Linked DNA regions of Mus musculus: region 2 is linked to region 1. Evidence: chromatin loops called from intact Hi-C (ENCODE). Cell type or tissue: heart. All regions are shown on one strand. Links, peaks and the distances in the headings refer to the core of each region. The heading gives the core; the rest is flanking DNA. Region 1 has its middle 51 kb from the start of Gm34542. Region 2 holds the start of Gm34542 (a long non-coding RNA gene).

What was found. Peaks named below come from ENCODE experiments on the same cell type or tissue, not always from the same donor. Only the 100,000 strongest peaks of a DNase experiment are listed, where the experiment ranks them.
Region 2: it touches region 1 in a loop (2.7-fold over the local background); 4 of 42 quality-filtered maps call a loop at or near these places.

Annotation. Positions count from the first base shown.
Region 1 is chr2:170,261,928-170,274,061 of GRCm38, reverse strand. No RefSeq gene overlaps it. Among named protein-coding and RNA genes, the nearest start is that of Gm34542, 51 kb to the left of the region's middle. In heart, for the core only: a CTCF peak has its summit at 7,515 (motif pointing right); a DNase peak (open chromatin) is centred at 5,731; H3K4me3 peaks cover 1,388 bases; H3K27ac peaks cover 2,167 bases.
Region 2 is chr2:170,313,899-170,326,032 of GRCm38, reverse strand. It overlaps Gm34542 (a long non-coding RNA gene), which reads right to left and starts at 6,808. Exons shown (of 3, transcript XR_375322.3): 1 at 6,549-6,808; 2 at 4,142-4,265; 3 at 2,632-2,808. In heart, for the core only: a CTCF peak has its summit at 6,643 (motif pointing right); DNase peaks (open chromatin) are centred at 3,762, 6,642 and 9,042; H3K4me3 peaks cover 1,749 bases; H3K27ac peaks cover 2,924 bases.

The sequences.
Region 1 (12,134 bases), core at 1,585-9,584:
CACACCTGGCTGTTACCAGGTAACTGTGGGGCGGAGCTTAGACAAAAAAACAAAACCTAGCCAGGCGTGGTGTGGTGGTGTGGTGGCACAAGCCTTTAATCCCAGCACTTGGGGGTGGGGGGGTGGGGCAGAGGCAGGTGGATTTCTGAGTTCCAGGCCAGCCTGGTTTACAGAGTGAGTTCCAGGACAGCCAGGGCTACACAGAGAAACCCTGTCTCAAAACAAAAAACACAAAAAAACAAACAAACAAACAAACAAAAAAAACCCCAAACAACCAACCAAACAACCGCTCACAGTGGCTGTGAATATAGTTTGGTGAGAGAGGATTTACCCAACATGCACGGGGCCCTAGGTTAAGGCTATAGTACTGTAAAAAATTAATTTTTTGTATATAACTTAGACTATGTTTTTGCTTTTTATCTTTTTTTTTTTTTTTTTTTTTTTGAGAACTGCCGTGGATTGCTGTCGACATGCAGCCGAAATATAAGGCTAGAGTCTGTGATTGGGCAATGGAAAAGGAAGGCGGGGCTAAGAGTTTCAGCGACAGAGAGAGAGACAGACAGAGAGGAGACAGGGACAAGAGAAGATGGAAGAAGAGGACCAACCGGATCCATGTGGCTTGAAATAGTCACAGGTAGCTATGAGTATCATAGAAGAGCAATAGAATAATATAAGGTAATTTGTCCAATCTAGGAGTACAACTTGTGTTTATATCAATTGAGTTTTGAGTTCTTTGAGTGGGCGTTTTGTGAGTTGAGAATTTACTGTTATAAATCTGACTGATAACTTACAAGCCTCTGCAGTTTTGATTTTACTGGGAACTTGTAACAGCTAGCCACAGGGCGCAGATGGCTGGGAGGATACAGGCGAGCGGTTCAGAGGCAAGCGAATCGCGAAAAATTAAACAGACCACCACATGGGGATAACTATGGGGGTGGGAAGACCACCGAGGCAGGAGAGTAGCCAGCAATAGCTTGGATTGGTTTTTTAATTATTTACATGCAACAAACTGCCTACAGCTATAAAATAAAATGTGATCATAGGGGGCTGGAGAGATAGCTCAGCGGTAAAGAGCACTGACTGCTCTTCCGAAGATCCTAAGTTCAGATCCCAGCAACCACGTGGTGGCTCACAACCATCCTGTAATGGGATCTGACGCCCTCTTCTGGTGTGTCTGAAAACAGCTCCAGTGTACTTACATACAATAATAAATAAATCTTTGAAAGAAAGAAAGAAAGAAAGAAAGAAAGAAAGAAAGAAAGAAAGAAAGAAAGAAAGAAAGAAAGAAAGAAAGAAAGAAGGAAAGGAAGGAAGGAAGGAAGGAAGGAAGGAAGGAAGGAAGGAAGGAAGGAAGGAAAGAGAGAATGTGATCCTATATACCTCTTCTAGTTCCCTCCATCTCTCCTCAAACTGCCCCTTCCCAACTTCATGCATTTCTTTTAATGACCCTCCAAATTTAGTTAGTACAACCCATGTGTGTATACGGTGTGTAGCTGTCCACTGGAGCATGGGAAAACAGTGAGGGCTTCTCCACCCCTCAGCAGCTCCCTGCCAATGATTTGGAGCTGGGAATCATGTACTGTACTGATGCTGGAATTCTGCCTCCTGTGATCTTGTGTAGGTCCTATGCAGGTAACCAACCCTTAGCGCTGTGAGCTCATGAGTACAACAGCCCTGTCACTTCTGCCCTTCCTTCTAGCATATCCCCTGAGCCTTGGTGCTGGCAGGGTCAATACAGATGGTTTCCTTTAGGGCCGAACACTAGCTTCCTTAATCTCTGAACTTGGAAGCGTTACACATCTCTCCATGCCTGCAGCCCGCTGCCAGAGCAAGCTGCTCTGACTGAGGTGGGGAGCGCGCCAGGTCTGTGGGTATAAACATAAACATTTCAAAGGCAATGCGACAACAGGACCATCTTAGCCACTGTTGCATGGCTGTGAAGAGAGACACCATGGCCAAGGCAACTCTTTAAAAGGAAGCATTTAACTGGGGGACTTGGCTTACAGTTTCAGAGGTTCAGTCCATTATCATAAGCGTGGCAGCTTGTAGGCAGCCATGGTGCTGGAGGGGTAGCTGGGAGCTCTGCAGACAGCAGGAAGAGAGGAACCCTGGGCCTGGTGTGGGCTTTTGAAACCCCAAAGCCCATCCCCAGTGACACATTTCCTCCAACAAAGCCACACCTCCTCATCTTTCTAGTCCTTCCCAAACAGTGTCACTCCCTGGTGACTAAGTACTCAAATACATGAACCTATGCAGCACATTCTTATTCAAACGACCACAAGGTCCATTTAGCAAAATAACCTAGCAGATTCCTGGGTCCATGATCTTCTCAACTGAAGGTTTAGATTAGGATATAGTAACAGATTTGAAATCCTCTTCTGTGGAGCAGACTCCAAATCCAGTCAGAAATCAGTCAGATATGCCTCCCCTCCCCCCATCCCCGTAACAGTAATACCATATTTGGGCTCATGGGTACATCTTCCTTAGCAAGCTGATATTTTAGCACATATTGTATTTTTATTGCCCAATAAAATAAGGTTCTAGATTTTATAAACAAGTAAATAAAAGTACATGTGTTGGGGCTGGTGAGATGGCTCAGCAGGGTAAGAGCACTGACTGCTCTTCCGAAGGTCCTGAGTTCAAATCCCAGCAACCACATGGTGGCTCATAACCACCCGTAGTGAGATCTGATGCCCTCTTCTGGTGTGTCTGAAGACAGCTACAGTGTACTTCTTTATAATAAATAAATGTTTTTTAAAAAGTACATGTGTTAAGAGAATCCGTGTACTATAGAAAAGTGGCGCTCAGAACTTGGAGAGAACTGGTCGGGATCTGGAAGTGTGTCTAAGGAACCTTTCTGGGAAACTAATATTTGAGAAATCAGTAATAGATAACGGTATTATCAGTTCCAATAGATAATAGATAAATCTTGCTTTCTAGAACAGTTCATGGTCAGCGTTCTCCACGCTACCATCAGTAGCATCGGGTAGAGAAACCACATGCTGTAAATAGGGGCTGAAGAGATGGCCCAATAATTAAGAGCACTTGCTGGTCTTCCAGAGGGACTCAAATCACGCTCCCAGCACCCACACCAAAAGGCTGACAATCAACTGTAACCTCAACTCCAGGACTCCAAAGACTTCTGCACTTATGCGCACACAGACACAGACACATAAATGAAAGTGAATCTTTTATTATGTGGTGGGAATATCTATGAGATTCCTCTAGACTTAGAAGCCGGGACTAGTTTGTTCCTGTAAATGACCCAGAGAATAATTTTTCTGAAGCACAAGTATAAAGACTGAACAAATAGATTTTCCTTCCTCTGTAGCTATCAGCAGCCACAGGGTGTGTTTTTATTTAATTCTGATAAAATAAATCCCTACCTCTGATGACAACAGAGATAGGGCACAATCAACACTCTGTGTCCATCGAGGTCATATCCAACATCATCGTACTTCCTGTATCTACAGAATAAGCACACAGTCATGGAAATTCTGTTTATATAGTGTCTCGATCCTCTTTAAATCCCCTCCATAGGAGTGTGACTACTACCGGCTTGGGGAATTTGAGCTCCTCTGCGAGGTACACTGTAAGAACTTAAACCCTGATTAGACAGAAATGAAAGTAAACACAGGGTGAAGCCATGGGGCCTGTTGAAACTGTAAAAAGCCCTTGAACTTTGATCGTGCCTAGTGCACCCCATCTGAGAGCTGTTTATTAGAATAGCCTGTCACTTACAGGTGCCACGGGCCCCCTACCTTCCAGCAAGCTTGACAATGAACTCTGGGTTCATTTGGTATTGGAACAGTGAGATTTTGTGCAGGGCTCAAAGGCTGTATTTTAGTGGGTTCAAATCCAATAAAATAAATCCTTGGAACGTTTTTTCACCGAGAACCCTGGTCATGGCAAAGATCACATGTGCTGACACCACACCCCACACACCGAGCCTTGATACAGAGCAGGCAAACCGACTGCTAAGAATCAAGACTGTTCCTACCACTGAGAAAATATTCCTCTGTTTTCTTAATTCCCAGATTTGTGGTTTTATGGGAGCCGAAGCACTTAGCTCCAGTCCCCAGTCTGTTTTCCTTTTCTACTCCGCACAAAAGAAGGTCAAAGAACATTTGCTTTCTTGTTGTTTTTTGCTTAGATATTGTGTGTATGAGTATGAACAATGGTCCTGTGGGTTCATACACATATGTGTGCCCACGCACATGTGTGTGTACATAAGTGTTCAGAAGTCAGAGGACATCAAAAACTATCCACCTTGGATTTTTGTTTGTTTTGTTTTAAGATGTATAGCTGAGTGCGGTGGTGAACTCCTTTTAGACCCAGCAGTTAAGAAGCAGGTGGATCTGTACATGAGTTCAAGGCCAGCCTGGTCTGCAAAGTGAGTTCTAGGACAGCCACAGCTACATACACAGAGGAACCCTGTCTCAAATCACTTTTAAATTTTTTTCTTTTTATTATTTTCTTAATTACCAGTCTGTGCTTATGAGTGGTTGTGTCCACACATATGTAGGCACTCATGACAGCCAGACCTCCGGGAGGTGGAGTAACATGTGGTTTCCTCACATTTGTGCTGGGAACCAAACTCGGGTCCCCTACAAGAGCAGCTAAAGGCTTTTAATGACTGAGTCACACACCTTGTTATGGTTTGGGGAAAAGGACTGATTGTTTATTGGTTGGTTGGTTAGTTGGTTGGTTCTTTTTGTTTTTAGACAAAGTCTTTCCGTGTAGTCCCGACTGTCCTGGAAATCACTGCATAGCCCAGGCTGGCCTCCATCTCTCGGAGATCCACCTGCCTCTGCCTCCCAAGTGCTGGGATTAAAGGCGTGTGCCACCACTGCCCAGCCCAAAGCTCCTAAGCAGGCTGGATAGCTGGTACAGCAAGCCCTTGGGATCCTCCTTGCCTCTGGTACCTCAGCTCTGGGATTATAGACGTAGGTCACCATGCCTGGCATTGTACATGCATTCTCAGGAATCAAACTCAGGGCTTTATATCTGTGCATCAAGCAGTTTGCCAACTGAGCCGTCTCCCCAGCCCCTGCTGAATTTCCTTGTTTCCAGCTTTTCCCTAGTGACTCAAAAATAAAAGAGTAGCCATTGGCTTCCTGGTCAGTCTGTGAGCGGTGACTCACTTAGATGAAGTATTTTGGGAGACATTATCTATGGGAATCGGGAGAAATCTGTTCCAGTCACTTGTATGTTAAGCTTTAAAAATGGGGTGTGGTCAGAGTTCTCGGGGAACCTTGAAGAACCATTTGAGTTATTATTCCCAGGCCCGTGCTTATAAAGGTCAAAGCTTGCAATAACCAATCCTGCTCACTATGTGTGGTCAATATATGTGATCTGAAAACACACTGGGAGAAGCGCTGTGATTCTACCCACCGGCTCCACCCCAGTGCACACACTCTAATCTATCTCCCCTCTTGACACACGTGTCTCCAAAAGTCTCCAAATGTAAGATCTGTTCTCTACTCAGAACAAAACCAGTAAACAAAACCCCAATGGACTCAGCAACCAACTTGCAACCTCCTAGGCTATGCCAGTATTTTGTCCAGAAGGAAGGAAGTCCTTGTAGCCCAAGAGAAAGAGATGGGAGATTCTCTGGCAAGTCAGCAGGCAGAAGGTTGATATCGGCTGCTGGCTTTTGTAATTTCCAACTGTAGAAACCGGCAGGCAGTCGGGGCAGATCTCCCGGGTCCTATTAGGTATAAGAGTGTTATTTCCACTCCAAAACCAGGCTGCCTCTGGGTGAGTGGGTGGACACGGGAATGTTGGCCCCTCCCTGACAACAGAAAGGATTCCGCTGGGATCCTGTTCCCAGACTGTAAACACTGAAGCGCCTCTCCAAACACATAATAAAAATCAAGACCCTGCCCCCATTCTTTTTTTTCCTGTGCTATGCATGATTCAAATTTAAATCCTGATAAATATCAGCGTGGAGCCTCCAACTTCATAAACACTGGAATTTTCCAGAATGCACACAAAAGCTTCTGGTGAGAAGATAGCATCCTGGGAGACGTTTTTACAACTTCTACAGTGTATGTGTTCCCTGTCGCAATTTTTTTTTTTGTGTGTTGTTGTTTTGTTTTGAGACAGGGTCTCCTGTAGCCCTGGCTGGCCTTGGACTTACTAGAAAGCTGGGGGTGGACTTGAACTTCTGATCCTCCTGCTTCTGCCTCCCAAACGCTGGCAGGACAGTGGAGCCCACTACTCCTACAAGGTTCTGTTGACTGAGCTCAGGGCCTCCGCCTGCTAGGTGAGCATTCTAACAGCTGACTCCCAGCCCCTGCAACAAGGTTCAGAAGTAAAACAACTAAAACTAAAAACCTCCTAAGGGGCAATGACAATAACTAATGTCACCTCCCTGCCCCCCCCCCAAAAAAAGCCTGTCTCTACAAGTAGAAAGAACAAACTTGGTATCTCTAAGTGCAAACAGCAAGGAGAAGCTTAATAAATTACAAATCTAATCAGAATCAAAGCACATTTACTCCTAGAGGCAAAAGCAGAAATTTTCCCTCAACTGCCTTACATCAAAAAGGCCAATTTTCTCCTGCTCACTTAGGAAGGAACCCGTCCTGGAAGTCTCTCTTCAGACAGGAGTCATTAAGCCGCTGCCTCTGACACCGGATTAGGTCATTTGTTTCTGGACTGCTTTTCCGCCCTTCGCTTACAACTGGGCTCCACAATTTGTTCCAACGTTTTCTGGCTTTTCCGATGTGTTCAGACAAAGACCAGGAGCTTAAATCTCCCCGATTTAACTGGTTGGAGTGTTAGCAAGAGGGAACGGAGTCACAGAATTGAGACTATATTCGGTGCGTTTCATTGGGACATAATTTCTGTCTCCACGAGGGAACAGTTGTGTTGGTTCTAGGAACCACTGAACTGTAAATAAGCCCTACCTTACCCCTCTGTTTTTTCAACACCGGGAACGCAAGAGATTGGCAATAAACCAGGTGAGCAAAACTTACCTCTCAGAACGATCTAAAAAAATGAAAAAGGATCCCTTTTACCATAACATTGCTCTCTCTGTGTTAGCCAACAAATGAAAAGGAAGCGGGGAGGACGAGGAGGAGGGGGAGGGGGAGAGAAGTAAGGCTTTGATTCTAAAAGAAATCACTCAAGTGTGCCTCTTAGTCAAATAATTGAAGAACGAGCTTAAATAACACCCCAACTCCCTGGCATTTTGGAGTCTCACATACATCATTAATTGGTCTGGCATCATTAATCGTCTTTAAGATTGGCGACAACCAGGACGGAAGAGATCAAATAACCGAAGACAGATCACGCACCTAGCGCAAGGTGTGGCCAAACCGGTCTTGGCGTTCCTTTCTGTTTACAATACGCCTCGGGAAGTGGGCTTCTCAGTTCCTCCGGATCTGGGACTGTATCCATAGACAACTCACAGGCTTACAAATAAATATGTCTGGGTTGGTTTTTTTCTCTCTCAAGATTTATTTATTTTTATTTTATGTGTATGAGTGTCTGCCTAAATGGCTGTACATCATGTGGTGCAGTGCCTTGGGAGGCCAGAAGAGGGCGTCAGATCCTCTGGAACTAAAATTACATGGGTAGTCAGGAGGGGCAGTGTGGGTAGGGTATTGGGATCAGAAGTTGAGTCCTCTCCAGGAGCAGCCAGTGCTCTTAACCACTGAGCCATCTTTCTAGCCCCATTTTTTAAAATATTTATTTATTTATTTATTTATTTATTTATTTATTTATTTATTTAATGTATGTAAGTACACTGCCGATCTCTTCAGACACACCAGAAGAGGGCATCAGATCTCATTACAGATGGTTGTGAGCCACCATGTGGTTGCTGGAAATTGAACTCAGGACCTCTGGAAGAGCAGTCAGTGCTCTTAACCGCTGAGCCATCTCTCCAGATGTTACCCATTTTTATGAATTCCCTTCTAGAATTATTTTGAAGGAACTGTAAACGGCCTCAATGACTTTCAGTCACGGCTGAGGTTAGCAGTAAGGCTGTGTACACCCCTCGGGACATTAACAGTGTAGGAGCCATTGGCTTACCAGTCTCCATTCCCATGGGAAACTACTTCCTAAATTTGAGAGCTAGATATGAACTCCGGACCTTCGGAAGAGCAGTCGGGTGCTCTTACCCACTGAACCATCTCACCAGCCCTGATGGGACTTTTAAAGAGGTGGTCATGGTTAAGAGGTCTTCAAGTTGCTGGGGGCGTGTCCAAGGCTGGCAACAGAGCCAGCCAACCACAGACTGGAATCTCTGAAACTAAATGAGCCCAAGCAAACCTTTCTGCTTTATAAAGCCATTGTCTCCAGTATTTGTAATAGTAACAGAAAGCTGACCAGTGAGTTTTTTCCTGTGTGATGCTGACAGATCTCGCACACACTAGGTTAGTAACCTAGCACTGAGCTACAACTCAAGTGTAGAGCGCTTCTACATTCTTACTCCATCTGTGGCGCTGGAGGGGTCACTTCCTCCCGCAAGGGGCATTTGGAAACATCCAGAGACCTTTTAATCTGTTATGAGGAGAGAGGGGGGTTGTTCTACCTTCTCTCCTTCACGGGGCCACACTCAACCTCACCAAAGTGTTCTGCCTCCCAGAACAGCCATGCCTAGGGTGATCCTGTGAATGCCTTAGGAGAAAGTTAGGTGATCCTGTGGGGCTGGCCCTCCTTTGACCTTTGAACCAAGATGACTCCTGCATGTCCCCCAGCTTGGCCAGCAAGAGTCTCTTCCCCAGGACTCTACTAGAGATGCTTAGGAAAGATGTCAGTTTCTCTGAGATCAATGGTTGCCCAGACTGGCAAAGGTAAGGGAGAAGCAAGAGAAATTAAAAGGCCCAGGGTCAGGGAAACACAGGACTCTTTGTTGGTGTTTTTATTTCATTTTTGATTGACATGTAAGTACAGTTACTTATGAGCCATGATGTGATGTTCCCACAAGGGTGAATCAGGCCCCAAGTCCTAGGCTTTTGAGACAAGTGTGCCTGTAAATCCCATCTCTGGAGGAAGATTTGTCTTATGGGTTTTATATAAGCTGATCTGAACTGGCCTTCTGCAGTTTTTCAAGCAAGGGTCTTGACTAGTGCAGAAACTAATCAGTGAATATTGCTCTTATGAGAATGCTAAGGCCGGTGAGACGGCTTGGCAAGCAAAAGCACTCACTGCTGAGCTGGGGAACTAAGTTCAGTTCCCAGCAGCAGAAGAAGACAACCCACCAAGTTGCTCTCAGAGTTCCACACTCATACCATAGCAAGCATACACACACACACATACACACACACACATACCCCACAGCATGCACACACACACCACATCGTGCACACACACATCCTACATACCACACACACACACACACACACACACACATGTACGTACACACACACACACACATACACACACATGAATAAATGAATGTAATGAGTTGTAGTGTAGCTCATTGATAAAAATGAAAAACACTAAGGCTAGACATGACGTAGCTAGTTCAGCAGTCAAGAGCACCAGCTGCTCTTCTGGTAGACAAGAGGTTCCATTCCCAGTGCCCACATAGCAACTCACAACCATCTGCAATTCCTGTCCCAGGGGCTCCCACATCCTCTTCTGGTCTCTGGGACATAAAGAACATATCTGGCACATAGACATACATGAAGACAAAACAGACATGCCTATCAAAAAACAAACTAAAGTTAAATAAATATATTTTTAAGCAGCAGAAGGGAGGAAGGAAGGAAGGAAGGAAGGAAGGAAGGAAGGAAGGAAGGAAGGAAGGAAGGGAGGGAGGGAGGGAGGGAGGGAGAGAGAAGAAAGAAAGAAAGAAAGAAAGAAAGAAAGAAAGAAAGAAAGAAAGAGAAATAGGAAGAGAGAAAGAAAGGAAGGAAGAAGAAAGAAAGAGAGAAAGAAAGAAAGAGAGAGAGAGAGAGAGAAGGAAAGGAAGAAAGAAAGATAGAAAGGAAGAGAGGAAGGAAGGAAGGAAGGAAGGAAGGAAGGAAGGAAGGAAGGAAGGAAGGATTATATAGGTGCCTCAGTGTTTTCCAAAGGAATAGAGGCTGTAGCCATCAGCTACTGGTCGCTACTATGACCTACATAAAAAGCCAGGCCACTGCTCTTTTGTAATCCCAGCACTCAGGATCCTTGGAGCTCACTGGCAGCCAGCCTGGCTGCGTTGATAACCAACAGTATCATGAATCCCATTTTACTGATGGGCTCAGCGGCCCAGCTGCTGGTCACACATGTTTCTCCTATGTGTTCTTCAGGGGAGGTCTGGTGTGCGTGGGGGGAGGGGGAGTGCCTCTGTGCAGATGGAGGTCAGAGAAAGATGTCAAGTGTTTTTTCCTTGATCTGTCCTCAGGGGCCGGAGTCCCTTCTGCAGGGCCTCTCCTGAACCTGGAGCATGTTTGTCCACTAGGCTTGTGACTGCAAGACCCAGTGATCCTGTCTCTGTCCTCCTCCTCCAGTGCCAGGGTTTAGGTCCACACCTGGCTTTTTCACATGGGTGCAGAGGTTCACATCTCAGGTCCATTTGCATACGAGAAGTCTAAGCAGGCTCCACAGCCCTGTGTCATGAATACTTTTTAAATTTTTTATGTATTTATTCACTTAAGACAAGTCCTTCCTATGTATCTCACGTTAACCTGAAACTCTCAATAGAGACCAGACTGGCCTTGAACTCACAGAAGATCTCCTCCCTCTGCCTCCTGAGCACTGGAGCTCCTGTCTCCAGCTATTTCCAGGTGTACTCGTGCCAACATGTGCACTGTGGCCTGTGGGTTCCCACAGCATCTACACGTCCACTAAAATTGAAAGAAACCCAGAAGGGGCTTGCTGGGCTAATAGAACCAGCTTTGAATCCCCCACCTCCACCCTACCCCAGGTCTGCTATGTGACCTTAGATCATTATTGAGTCTCTGAGTCTATTTCTCAAGCTGTAAAATGTGTGTGAAGAACAGACCTTAAGGTCTCCCTAGGAGGACTGTTGGCATCAGGTGCAAAGACCCTAGCATGGAGACTTAACTCACAAATATTATCTATTGCTTTTAGTCTCCAGAAAAAAAAAATTTCCAAGAAAGTCCGGTAAGAGGCACTTTAAAACTGTAAGTGTTTATAGCCACGAATAGCGGTGGGGGGGGGGGGGGGGGGAGAGGGCACCTGGAAGCAGGGCCAGTGCCTGACAGCTCCAACCAGAATGACTATACTGGTGGCCAGAGTGTGGGGGAGATTTCCATACTGGTTGGCTAACCGCTACTTCTTAAGCCCACCAAACCTTCTCAGGCCACCCAGGCTGCCTGGGCCCCTCCGTGGAACTATCTGGAGCCTTCCAGGACAGAGCAGATGCAGAGGACCCCTGCTGGTTTCTGAGCCACCCCCCCACCCCCCACCCCCCACCCCCCTTCTACCCTGCTCATCTCTCCTCACCAACAAGAGAACTGCCTTTGTCTATCTGCATGGTTTTGCTTTTGGTTTGTTTTTAATGTTTTGTTTTATGGCTCAAATTTGGAAGCCCTCTGCACGCTGCACAATAGGAGACTAGTTGAATAAATTATGGGTGTTCTTCCTGTGGACTAGCACAGAGCCTTATAAAGAATGAAGTCAACCCAAGATGTCAGCTTGAAAGCCAGCCAGAGTGTATCATTCCACAACCAAGAGTCACCAAAGCATATATGTGCTATAATCACATCTGTGTAGAAGCTAATCAAACAGACACTTATGGGTGAATGAATATATCTATATAAAACAAGATCACATACATAGCTTTCAACCTATGTCATGCATTATTGTTCAGAAAAACTAAACATTAGTAACAGAAAAACTATCTAAGTAAACTGTAGATGGGGTATTTCTACCATTCTATTTGGAGTCATTAGCCATTGTGACTTCCTGTACTAGAAGTTTGGTCCTCAGGGGGTAACAGAAGAAAGCTGTTAGGTTTTGGACCCCGGGAACATGGGACTAAGGTGCATATATTACATACCAAAGCAGACCTGCCCTCCAGGTTCTCTCAGCATCCCTCAGTCCCTACCTGGCATACCCTGCCCCCAACCTTAAACTTCCCTTCCCTCAAAGACTCCTCCCTATATAATCCAAACATTTTAGTCCACCTCTCTCTTCTTCTCTTCTTTCTTCGTGCATGCCCTCCCTCTCTT
Region 2 (12,134 bases), core at 2,291-10,290, 51 kb before region 1:
TGGCACAGCCATAACACCAGGGAGCTTGACGGAGATACTTTTAGGAACCAAGTAATCCCAGAACCTGTGAGGTAGAGGCTGAAAGATGAGTTCAAGGCCAGCCTGGACCACACAAGACCCTGTTTCAAAACAACGATGAAAATGTGATAATAAGTAAAAACCCCGGGGGCATGAACTCTGCCCCTCCAGCACCAAGCAGGATCCCACACATGGCTCCAGCTCTGATGGCTTTCTTAGGATCCAGGAATCTATGCCTAATATTCATTTTTTTAAATTTCTTTATTTTATTTATATGAGTACACTGTAACTGTCTTCAGACACACCAGAAGAGGGCATTAGAATTCATTAAAGACTGTTGTTAACTATTATGTGGTTGCTAGGAATTGAACTCAGGACCTCTGGGAGAGCAGAGAGTGCTCTTAACCGCTGAGCCATCTCTCCAGCCGCCTATGCTTAATATTCTTAAGATCCCCTTTTTTTCCCCATAAGAGCTGCAAGTCTAAATTTGAATGTGAAAGTTCACGTTTCCTTAAGAGTTGAAAATAAATTTAAAAGAAGATTTAATCCCACGTGGTTAATAAAGCACGCTTGTACAGTGGCTCTGCTGCCAAGACATCAGATGTAACTCCTATCTCAGACAAACTCGTCCTTCCTGAAACCTTCCTCTTCTGAATTGTGCCCTGCGAATCCGGAACCAACCTCATGATTCTGCCTGGGGGTTGCTCCAGAATGAATCGCAGCACAACCCTTCCATCCCCACGGCCCTCCCTGAATTGTACCCGTCTCAGAGCATCCTAACTGGCTTTCGTTAGTGCCTAGGGGACACTCCTCCATTCTAGAACACCCTTGCCATTGATACTGTGACAGGAGGGGTGGAGAAGGAGAAAGAGGAAGAGGAGGGGGAGAAGGGAGAAGGGAGAGGGGAGAGGGGAGAGGGAGAAGGAAGGAGGAGGAGGGAGAAGGAGGAAAGAGGAGGGGGAATGAGAGGGGAGGAGGAGGGAGGCAGGAAAAGAGTAGGGAAGGAAAACTACAGTGGAGGAGGAAGAAGGGGAGAAGAGGAAGAAAGGGAGAAAGATAATGAAACCAAGAAGACAAGGAAAGTGGAGAAGGAAGAGGAAGAAGATTGAAGAGAAACGGTGAGAAGGGTACTGGAGAAATGGCTCAGGGGTTAAGAGCACTGGCGGTCCTTCCAGAGGCCCCAGCAACCACATGGTGGCTCGAAACCATCTCTAATGGAACTTGACGCCCTCTTCTGGTGTGTCTGAAGACAGCTACAGTGTACTCGCATACATTAAATAAATAAATAAATAAATAAATAAATAAATAAATAAATAAATAAATAAATAAAATCTTTTGTAAAAATAGTAAGAAACAGTGAAGAGGGAGAAAATGGAGAAGGAAGGAGGAGGAAGTGAGGAAAGGGGAAGAGATGGAAGAGGAGGGGAAGTATCCAAGTCCTCCCAACGAGTCAGTACTCTGTTGTCCCCAAAGCCGTGGTGCCAATCGTGAGCTCCTTCGATTCGATTGATCGAGCGTTATACGTTTTATCCATATTTATCAAATCGGATTTCAGACATCCGGCTTTCATGAAAGAGCACGGTGTCTTCAGCCTCGCTATAACCAAAAGGTTAGGGGCACTTTGCAGTCTTCAGCTTGGAGCCACTTGACTGCCTGGCTGGGAAGGCAGAAGGCAGGTTACAAATCTTGAGGCGCTGACTACAGCTTAGGAGACCAGAGCGCTAAGCCCCGCCCCCAACTCTTCCTTCACTCCAGTCCTGCCTCCCCGTGCTAATCACAGCCGCCTGACAAAGATGCCGCTTCCGACTCGAGCACAAGCTCCACGCGGCCGCCGCCGCACTGCCATGGCTTTCGAGTCACTTCAATCAAAGTGGACTTTCGCCATGCTGAGGGGGGCTTTCCTGAGGCTCAGTAAGTCTCTCCTCAGAGCACTAATGAAGCTGGACTTTGTCTGGACAGCATGTTTGGGTTGAAGACATTGCTTCATGAGGTCGTCTTTTACTTCTTCGGAGCACTGCACTCAGCTCAGAGTCCAAGGGAAGAAGACAGCTCCTGGCAGACAGGCACGCCTCGGTCCCTTGTGCACTGCTTACATTCTTCAAAAGCACAGACACCCAGAAGGAGCACACGCATCTCCCCTCAACTCTTATCCTCGATTGCATGTAATATATATAAAATCCTTGTTTTATGCTGTGATAAGTAGTTACGAAATAAAGCTGCTAAAATGAATAATTAAATGTATTTGGGGGGATGGGGAGGAGATTCGTAGTTAAGAGGAGGCTTGTTGCTCTTGCAGAAGACCAGAGTTCTGTTCCCAGCACCCACATCAGGCAGCTCAGAACCATGGATAGCTTTAGCTCCAGGAGATCAGGTCCCCTCTTCTGGTGTTCTCCGGCACCAGCGACATGTGGTATACACACAGGCACACACACACAAGCATACACACAAATAAAAATAAAGTTTTGTTTTTGTCTTTACAAGAATAAGTTAAAAAGATGTATCTACCTGATTTATATTAAGGCTTTTCAAAGTGGTAAAGTCTACTAGACACCTAGCCGTATCCTGTCTCCCTTCTTTTTTGGTCAGAGAGTAGCAATTGTTGTGTGGAAGGGATTTAAAACTACACGTCACAACCTCCTTTATTAAACAAATAAGAGTGCCATTTAAGAGTCCTCTAGCCCATGAGATGCCAGAAGTGGTTGGTAGGTAGCTTCCCAAACATTTCCTTAGAAGTGAAGGTGGATCCTGTGTAGGTGGCTGCAAACTGGTAGATTCGGCATGTCCCCCTTCCTGTGACATGGAGCAAAAGGAATGATCTTGAACTGTCATCATCTGCCTCCAGAGAGCAAAAAGCAATCTTCCCCAAGCTGCTTGGACCTGCATTTTCCTTTTATACACAACTAAACCGAGTAGTGCTGTTCAAAGCTACTTTGAATAAATGAAGAAGAAAGGGAAGGTAGGTAGGGCTGGAAAAGGAGGAGGAGGAGAGGGAGGAAGGAGAAGAGGATGAAGAGGAAGAGGAGGATGAGGAGGAGGAGGGAGGGAGGGAGGAAGAGGAGGGAAGAGGAGGGGGGAGAAAGAGAAGAAGGGGGAGAAAAAAGAGATTGGGAGGAAAGGGGAGGAGTACAGAGGAGGGGAGGGGAGGAGGGGGTGAAGAGAAGAAGAGGGGGAGGAGGGAAAAGGAGGAGAGGAAGGTCAAGGAGGGGAGGGGAGGAGGAGAGGAGGGGGAGGAGGAGAGAAGGAGGAGGGAAGATCTTTTCTTCCTTGACTAGCCCAATAAATCAGCAAGGTGGAAGGAGGTACTAATTAAGTGATAGCTGTAAGTAAATGATTTTATTCATAGCATCTCAATTTCTTCAGGTGTGCTTTTCACCATTTCTGTCTTTTAGTTCAAATAAACTCCAACATGAAAATCAATCTGCTGTGCATTTAAAGACACCTACACAGAAGGTCTGAATCATTTGCCAGATTTAAGCCCCAAATTTTATTTCCATTTTGGCTGAAAGCAAACTGTTCCTTTTAGGGCTTGGGAGCCTCTCGGTTTCCCACATTGAATGACATTCTAGGTTTTTGTGTAACCTCCTCTGCTCCGCACATTCTAGATAACTGCTACAATCACTAACTTTCTCATAGCCCCACCCCCACCCCTGCTGTGCTGTCTCTGGGGATGTGGCCCTTTCCAGTGGCTGTGGCTGTGGATTATCTGAGTAATTGCTTCAGTTCCTCGCTTGTTTTTGAGCTGAGGGCCAGCCTGACCTCAGGGCCCACTGCAAATGACTCAACAGTCAAAGTGAGAGTTTCGTCACTAAATGTGGCCCTGTTTGCTGTAGCTGTTTTCTCTCTCCCAGATTACTCAAATACCATCTGGCTAAAGTCAAGTTGTCTCAGAACCCACAGAATCTCTACCACGGGCTCTGTAGGACCTCTGAAAACTCAGCCATGTTGCAATCTCCTTTGGAGACTATGCAATGATTGCATGCTGTCAGCCCAGCCTCTCCTTCTGCCTCGCGTCCTCCCAGGACCCTGTTGCCTCCTGCTAACTACTGTGTATGCCTTATCTCCCCACAACCTTTGCTAAGCCAGAAGTCAAACTAGAGGCCACTTTCCCAAGTGCCCCATTTACCTTCTTTTCCTTCTGACAGTTCCAGATAAATCCTCAGCAGACTGTCTTTCCCCATCTAACACAGCTCCACCGTGTCTTTGGGGACTTTGTGACATCACCCAAGAATGTATCCTTAGAAACAAAACTGCAAAACCCAGAACACCAGGAGACAATTAAAGAAATTTTCGATGGTGAGATCACAAGTAGTAGAGACTTCTCCTTAACGGGCAGCAACTTTCACGCACTCAGCACTCTCCTGAGGCAGTTTTGCAAACAAGTTAACAATACCCTTTTCTGACCGCTCAGACCATCTTTAAGACAGAGCCTGTTTTGAATGAACAGTGTACAGAATGTACAGTATGCCACCAGGCTTTGGCGGTCCCCAGGGAAAGATAAAGGAAGATGTGTCCAAGAGGAGCCTTCCTCTTTCTCTTTCTCTTTCCCCTTTTTTCTTCTCTCTCTGGCTCTTTGTGTCTCTCTCTCTCTCTCATTTCATTTCTCCTTTCTCTCTTTCATCTCTCTTTCTTTCTCTCTTTTCTCCATCCTTTCCTCTCTTTTCCTATTTCTTCCTCCCTCTCTCAAATTCTGTCTTTTATCTCGCTCATTTCTTTCTCCCTTTCCTCTTTCTCATTTCTTCTTTCTCGCTTTCCTCATTTTCCATTTTCCCTTCCTCTCTCTTTTCCTTTTTCTCTCTTCCTCCCTCTCTCGCATTCTGTCTTTTCTTTTCTCTCTCTCATTTCTTTCTCCCTTTCCTCTTTCTCATTTCTTCTTTCTCGCTTTCCTCATTTTCCTTTTTCCCTTCCTCTCTCTTTTCCTTTTTCTCTCTTCCTCCCTCTCTCGCATTCTGTCTTTTCTTTTCTCTCTCTCATTTCTTTCTCCCTTTCCTCTTTCTCATTTCTTCTTTCTCGCTTTCCTCATTTTCCTTTTTCCCTTCCTCTCTCTTTTCCTTTTTCTCTCTTCCTCCCTCTCTCGCATTCTGTCTTTTCTTTTCTCTCTCTCATTTCTTTCTCCCTTTCCTCTTTCTCATTTCTTCTTTCTCGCTTTCCTCATTTTCCTTTTTCCTTTCCTCTCTCTTTTCCTTTTTCTCTCTTCCTCCCTCTCTCGCATTCTGTCTTTTCTTTTCTCTCTCTCATTTCTTTCTCCCTTTCCTCTTTCTCATTTCTTCTTTCTCGCTTTCCTCATTTTCCTTTTTCCTTTCCTCTCTCTTTTCCTTTTTCTCTCTTCCTCCCTCTCTCTCATTCTGTCTTTTCTCTCTTTCCTCTCATTCTCCGCTCTTCCTGTTGCACAGCTGCAGATGGACCAGGAGACCCCAAGTGTGTCCAATCACCGGCCCCACCTGAGCCACACCTTCATCTTTACTATTACTACTAACACCGCACCAAGTGTCAAAATTGAGCTCACTCTATATGTAGCCCAGGCAAGCCTTGACCTTGCGCGCCTCCTGCCTCAGCCTCTGGCGTAGTAGGGATTAACCAAAGCCACTTGAGATTTTCTTCAGTCAATAAATCCTTACTGTATATGATGGCAACACACTCCTGAGTCCAGTACTTAGGAAACTGGAGGAGGAGAATTGCCATGAGTTTGACGCTAGCTTGGCCTACCTAATGAGTATTCGTCTCTAAATAAATACATAAAGAAGTCTTATCAGTGCCTCTCCCAGCAAGCCCTGCATGGGGCCTCAATGCTGTGGTGGGTGGGGATTCTGGTTGGCTATTGCTAATAATATACCCAGAACCTAAGTCCAACACACTAGCTGCTGGAGCAGTATTCTCAACCTTCTTACAGTAAATGTTAAGGTGATACCCCCCCACACACACACACACGCACCATAAATGCATTTCATTGTTACTTCATAGCTGCAATTTTGCTACTGTTATGAATAACAACGTAAAAATGTCTGATATGCAGAAAAGTGGGGGATCGTGACCCCCAGGTTGAGAACCGCTGTGCTAGACACGTGTTACTACCTGGAAGTGATTGTATAGTCATGAAAGTGAAAATGCCATTTCTTCACTTGTATAGCCTTTCTTTTCCGTGTTGGTTGGAGTTATTATGTCGGATAGGACAAAGAATGTTCCTACCAGCCTAGATTCTCTGCATGGCGCTGGAATCAACAGTCAGATTCCAGCGGACATTCCTGGATTCCTTCTGCTGGGTCACTCAGTGCGGCTTTCTCCAAACCTTTGTCTTGTAGGATTGGAGAAGTTAGCACGTTTTCCTCGCCCCCCGCCTCCCGCCCCTCCCTCCTCCCTCTCTCCCCATCCCTCCCCTTCTCCTCTGACCCTCTCCCACCGTCTATCAAACCCAACGAAGAAGAGAAAAACAACCTAAGTGATTTCACTGATTGTCACTCAGTCCACCACCAACGCCAAAAAAAAAAAAAAAAAAAAAAAAAAAAAAAAAAAAAAAAAAAAAAAGCAGGACTGACTTTAGTTCCGCGTTTCCGTTCCCGTCATGCACCAGAGCCCGTGTGCACCAGGGAAGGTTGCTAGCACGGTCCTCGCCCCCAGCAAGCTGCCTTCATCTCCCCAGCAGAGGGCAACTGCGTTTCAGCTTCCTGATGGAGAGTGTTTACACCGCCGTTGCTGGGGGGTGGGGTTTAAAGATGGAGTGGGCGTGTGTGTGTGTGTGTGTGTGTGTGTGTGTGTGTGTGTGTGTGCGCGCGCGCGCTTCCAGTGATACTCTGCGTATTGAACGGCAATGCAGGGTACCAGATAATTCTGGCTATCTGAAGGGCAAGCCGTGGGAGCTTGGCGAGCAAAGTCCTACTTCACAGGAAATTCACGCCTGGCATTCCAGGACAGCACAGGGACCTGGCCCAGGGACTCTGCAGACCCTGTTCTGTGGTACTCTTATTAAGGAGGGAGTGTCAAGTCAAGCTGGAGACAACCAGGCAGCACTTACGGCCTCAGAGACAGACACAGATGCCCTTTCTTGGGATCAGACTGGGTCTGGAGGGCAGGCCTGTCAACAGCTGGACAACTTATTCACTTCTGCCAGGCCACAGCATGGCGGTGGCTATACAAGAGGACATGCCAGGGACTAAAGGGGCTACAATATTCACGAGCTCCTCTCTGAAGACCTGCACTAGCCCATCTCCCTTCCCCAGTGGCTCTGTCTCGGTCATCATCTCCCTCAACAAGACTCTCAGCACAAGGATATGAAGACAGACAGGTACCTGGGAAGGTGGGAGAGGGAAGAAGAGAAGAAGGAAGACTATGTAGGTGACATACACATATTCAGGTGACACGGAACTAATTATGTTGTAACTAAAAAGAAAATTCAAAGCAAATCAAGGATATATCTGATATCCTTAAAACACATATCCAGAAGGGCTGGGGACTTTGATACCAAAGTCAGACTCACATCTGTAATCATATTACCCGGTAGACTGAGACAGGGAAACTGAATTCAAACCCAGCCTGAGCTATATAGAGTGTGATTCTGTCTTGGGGAAAAAGAAAGCAAAATAACATAAAATTTAATATACATGAAAAGAAAGCTGGCTGAAGAAACAAGCTCAAAGCCCTGGATCCTGTCCTGATGTCCAAGAAAATAAAGTCTCAAAGACCTGGAGAAACGACCAAAGGTTAAGAGCACTGGCCGCTCTCGAAGACTAAAGGCTCATTTCCCACAATCTACTCTATGGGTAACAAGTGTCTATAATTCCAGTTCCAAAGGATCTGATGCCCTCTTCTGGCCTCCATAGGCCCTAGGAACACCTATGGTGTACACAAATATATGCAAGCAAAATATTCATACGCATACAACTAAAAGAACATTTACTAAAGATGTAGCAAGACAGCACCGGGCACAGCTGGATATGGGGATTCATCGCTTTTGACTTCGAGCAGTTGGCTTGGGTGGGTCTCCTCTCTAAGTCAGCCCCTGCTGGCTTCACCTTGATGCCCCCTTATTTTTAAACCCCTGTTCATCTAGACAGGACTAATGTGTGGCCAGGCCTTGGGCTCAACACTTTGGCTTCTTTCTGCAGAAATCTTTCAGGATCACCAAGAACTGCTAAGTCCATGTGAACCCAAAGAAACTGAAAGTCTTCCCACACAATTCCTGGCAGTGTGTCTGAGATAAGTAGAACCTTGTGACAGTGAAACAGTGCAAAATAGAACTCTGTGTGTGTGTGTGTGTGTGGTGTGTGTGTGTGTGTGTGTGTGTGTGTGTGTGTGAGTGTGTGTGTGTGTGTGTATGAGAGTGTGTGTGTGTGTGTGTGTGTGTGTACATGAGTGTGGTGGTTTGAAGAGCTTTGACCCTCATAGACTCATGCGTTTAAATGGTTGGTCCACAGGGAGTGGCACCGTTAGGAGGTGTGTCTTTGTTGAAGTATGTATGACCTTGTTGGAGGAAGTGTGGGGAAGGGCTTTGATGTTCTATGCTCAAGCTCTGCCCTGTGCAGAAGAGGCAGTCTTCTCCTGGCTGCCTTCAGATCAGGATATAGAACTCTTGGTTCCTCCAGCACCACATCTACCTGCATGCTTCCCACCATGGTGAGAATGGACTGAATTTCTGAACCTGTAAGCCAGCCCCAATTAAATGTTGTCCTTTATAAGAGTTGCTTTGGTCATGGTATCTCTTCACAGACATTAAACTCTCCCTCTCCCTCTCCCTCTCCCTCTCCCTCTCCCTCTCCCTCTCCCTCTCCCACTCCCTCTCCCTCCCCCTCCCCCTCCGCCTCCCCCTCCCCCTCCTCCCTCTCTCTCTGTGTAAGAGAGAGAGAGAAATGGACACAGTGTGTATAGGGTTGTGTATTCACCATGGCCCTCTCTCATGCTGAGTAGTTCCAATCAGCAGCATGCGTGACTGAGGCACACATCAGATGCTGCTGTGACATTTCCGTTTTCACCCTTCCTCTTCTGCTTCTGTACTGCCTGTCACGTTCCCAAACACAGGACAACACTTGGGGCATCTGATTCCACTAGTGACAGTGACATCATGGTCTGCAAAGGGACAGGGTGTCCACATGTCACCCAGGAATGCAGCAGAGTCACAGAGAAGTGTCACAGAACATAAATGAGGAACATCCAGGTAGAAGTAGACACCGAGTACAGGGGGGAACCACTGGATTCTTTTAAAATGTCAGTATCATAAGCAGCAGAGGACAGAGCAGTGGGACCTCCAGAGTCCAGGAGCACACAGGCAGTCCAAGCTTGAGAGGCTGGATGCCACAGGTAATGAAAGGTGTCTCCACACAGACAGGTTCTCCACCCGGCTCGTGTATGTGTGACTTTAGCATAAGTGCAGGCTTACCTTCAAAGCTAGAACAGCTACCGTCAGCATCCCCTCGCTTTGTCACACTCTGGAGAGAGCAGCTCCTGACTCATCGTGACATGTAGTCAAATGAAGAGCCCATATTTGCATCCAAGACAACTCATCAGTACAGAGTCAAGCATCTCTGTCCCTGAGTATTTGCGTAAGTCACCCGAGGTCCAAGAGGCTGGCTGTAAGTTTCCAGATAGCGCAGCCACAAACTTCCCTTGTCAATGCAATTAATCTGATTCTCTTCACTTTAGTCTCAGGCAGACTTTTCAGACAAGGGCAAAAAGTAGCCACATTCTTCACCAAAATACCACAAAAACTGTCTTTATGCCACATTCTGAAATTCTTCTCCTTTGAAATCTCTTAGGCCAGGTCAACACAGTTCAAATACTCCCAGCAACAAAGTCTTCCATATTCCTACTAGGAATTGATGACCCATTAATCTCCATTTAAAGCATTCCACTGTGTTGCAAATCCAAAGTCACCAAATCCACATTCTTTCAAAGGAAAGCATGGTCAGGTCTATCACAGCAATACTGGTACCAACTTCTGCCTTATTTAGGGTTTTACTGCTGTGAACAGACAGCATGACCAAGGCAACTCTCATAAAAACAATATTTCATTGGGGCTGGCTTACAGGTTCAGAGGTTCATTCCATTATCATCAAGGTGGGAGCATGGCAGTATCCAGGAAGGCATGGCGCAGGAGGATGATACCCAGTGGCTCTCAGTTCTTCTGTTTCTTCAACTGGAAGATCTCCCCTACTAACTGCACAAGCCCTGACCCTTCACACTGCTCTTTCGTAGCTTGGAAGTGCTTACCCAGTCTTCCATAGCTGTTTGTCTCTGCACTTCGGGCCTAGCCCATTTGCCCTAGCTCTCTAGGTACTATAGGAGAGCAGGACTAACCTAGAGCAGAGGAGCACTAACCTGTAGGAGAGGAGCACTAACCTATAGGAGAGGAGCACTAACCTATAGGAGAGGAGCACTGACCTATAGGAGAGGAGCACTTACCTATAGCAAAGGAGCACTAACCTACAGGAGAGGAGCACTAACTACATTGTCATTCCAACATGGGTGCTCCCTCTTGGAAAACATGTGTTCTTCAAGGGCAGGGCCCTCCAGAGAACAGCTCCCAACCCACTGGGTTCTGATGCTTCCTGTCCCCTCTGTCACCTGGAAGACTGTTCCCCACTGGTGCTAAATGGTTCATGTCCTTTGGCACATTCTCAGTTCTCACTGCTCTGGGGAGCTCTTTCTAGCTCACTCTTCTTTTCTTTGGTGTATTTTCCTCCGAGAACATATTTCTATCTGGGCATGTGTGTGTGTGCATGCACACACACACACACACACACACACACAGAGGCTACAGAGGGAGCAGCAGATAGGAGCGAATATTTCAGAATCTCATCCCACCACCACTGGGCACCCACATCCCTGAAAACCCCTTAAAAGCCAGGAATTTGTATCTTTCTCAGCACTGTACCCCAGCTCCTGAAGCCAAGCCTGACTTATTAGGTGTTGAGTAGTTATTTTTATTTTTGTTTCCAGATGAGTCTCGGGTAGCCCAAGCTAACCTGAAATTTAAATCTGTAGCTAAGGATGACCTTGAACTCCTGGTCCCCCTGCATCTCCGTCCCGTGTGGGATTACACGCATGCACCACCACGCTTTAGTCATGCAGTTCTGGGCATCACATCCAGTCTGTGCCTACTAGGCAAGCACTCTACCAACTGATGGCCCCAGATGGCCTATACTTCTTGAACAAACGAGCAGAGGTGGATGCATAGTTGGTGCTCCGAAAATGCACAGATAGGAAGACCAGTGTTGGGAGGTTTCACCTGACCCAATTCAAGACCCAGTACAAAGCTACACATGATTGACAGAGCGTTGCTAGCACAGGAAAGATCAGAAAGAGACAACCAGACACAGTCAAGTTTGCTGTTAATTTAATTTTTTAAAGTTAGCGAGTCTTTTCAACAAGACCCTGAAACAACTGGATGTCCACGTGCAAAGACAGGACTCAGCTGAAAGTGATGCGTGAACTTGAAACACTGGTAGAACCAACAACAACTAGAAAACCCATGAGAGAAGCCACAGGAAAACAACCCTGGAACTTTGGATCACTCACATTTTTTCCTATAATTCAAAATCACTACAAAATTTAGTAAATACATAAAACAATCATAAAAATTAAAAATTTTCATCTTCAAAGCTCTCCTCCACTAAGAAAATGAAAAGCATTGGGTGTTATACATGCTGTAATTTCAGCGCTTAAAGCTGGGGACGGGGACTGTGAGCTGGAGAACATCTTGAGATGTACTAGTAATAGTAAGGCCCTGGTAGGCAAGGAGGGAGGGAGGGAGGGAGGGAGGGAGGGAGGGAGCGAGGGAGGGAGCGAGGGAGGGAGCGAGGGAGGGAGGGAAGAAGGGGGAGGGAGGAAAGAAGGGATGGAAGGAAAGAGGGAGGGAGATGGGGGAGGAATGAGGGAGGGAGGGACAAAGAAGGAAGGGAGGGAGGGAGGAAAGGAGAAAGGAGGGAGGGAACAGGGAGGAGAAGAGGACAGAAGGGAGGGAGGAAGGGAGAAATAGACAGAAAAACAAAGGAAAACCATGGAACACAGACTAAAGAAAAGGGTTTTTATTTTAAATATAGTTACTAAATTAATCCTGGGACCCAGGAGACTCAGGTGGAAGGATCATGAGTCTGAGACTAGCTCAGGCCACACAGAAAGGTGCTGTCTCA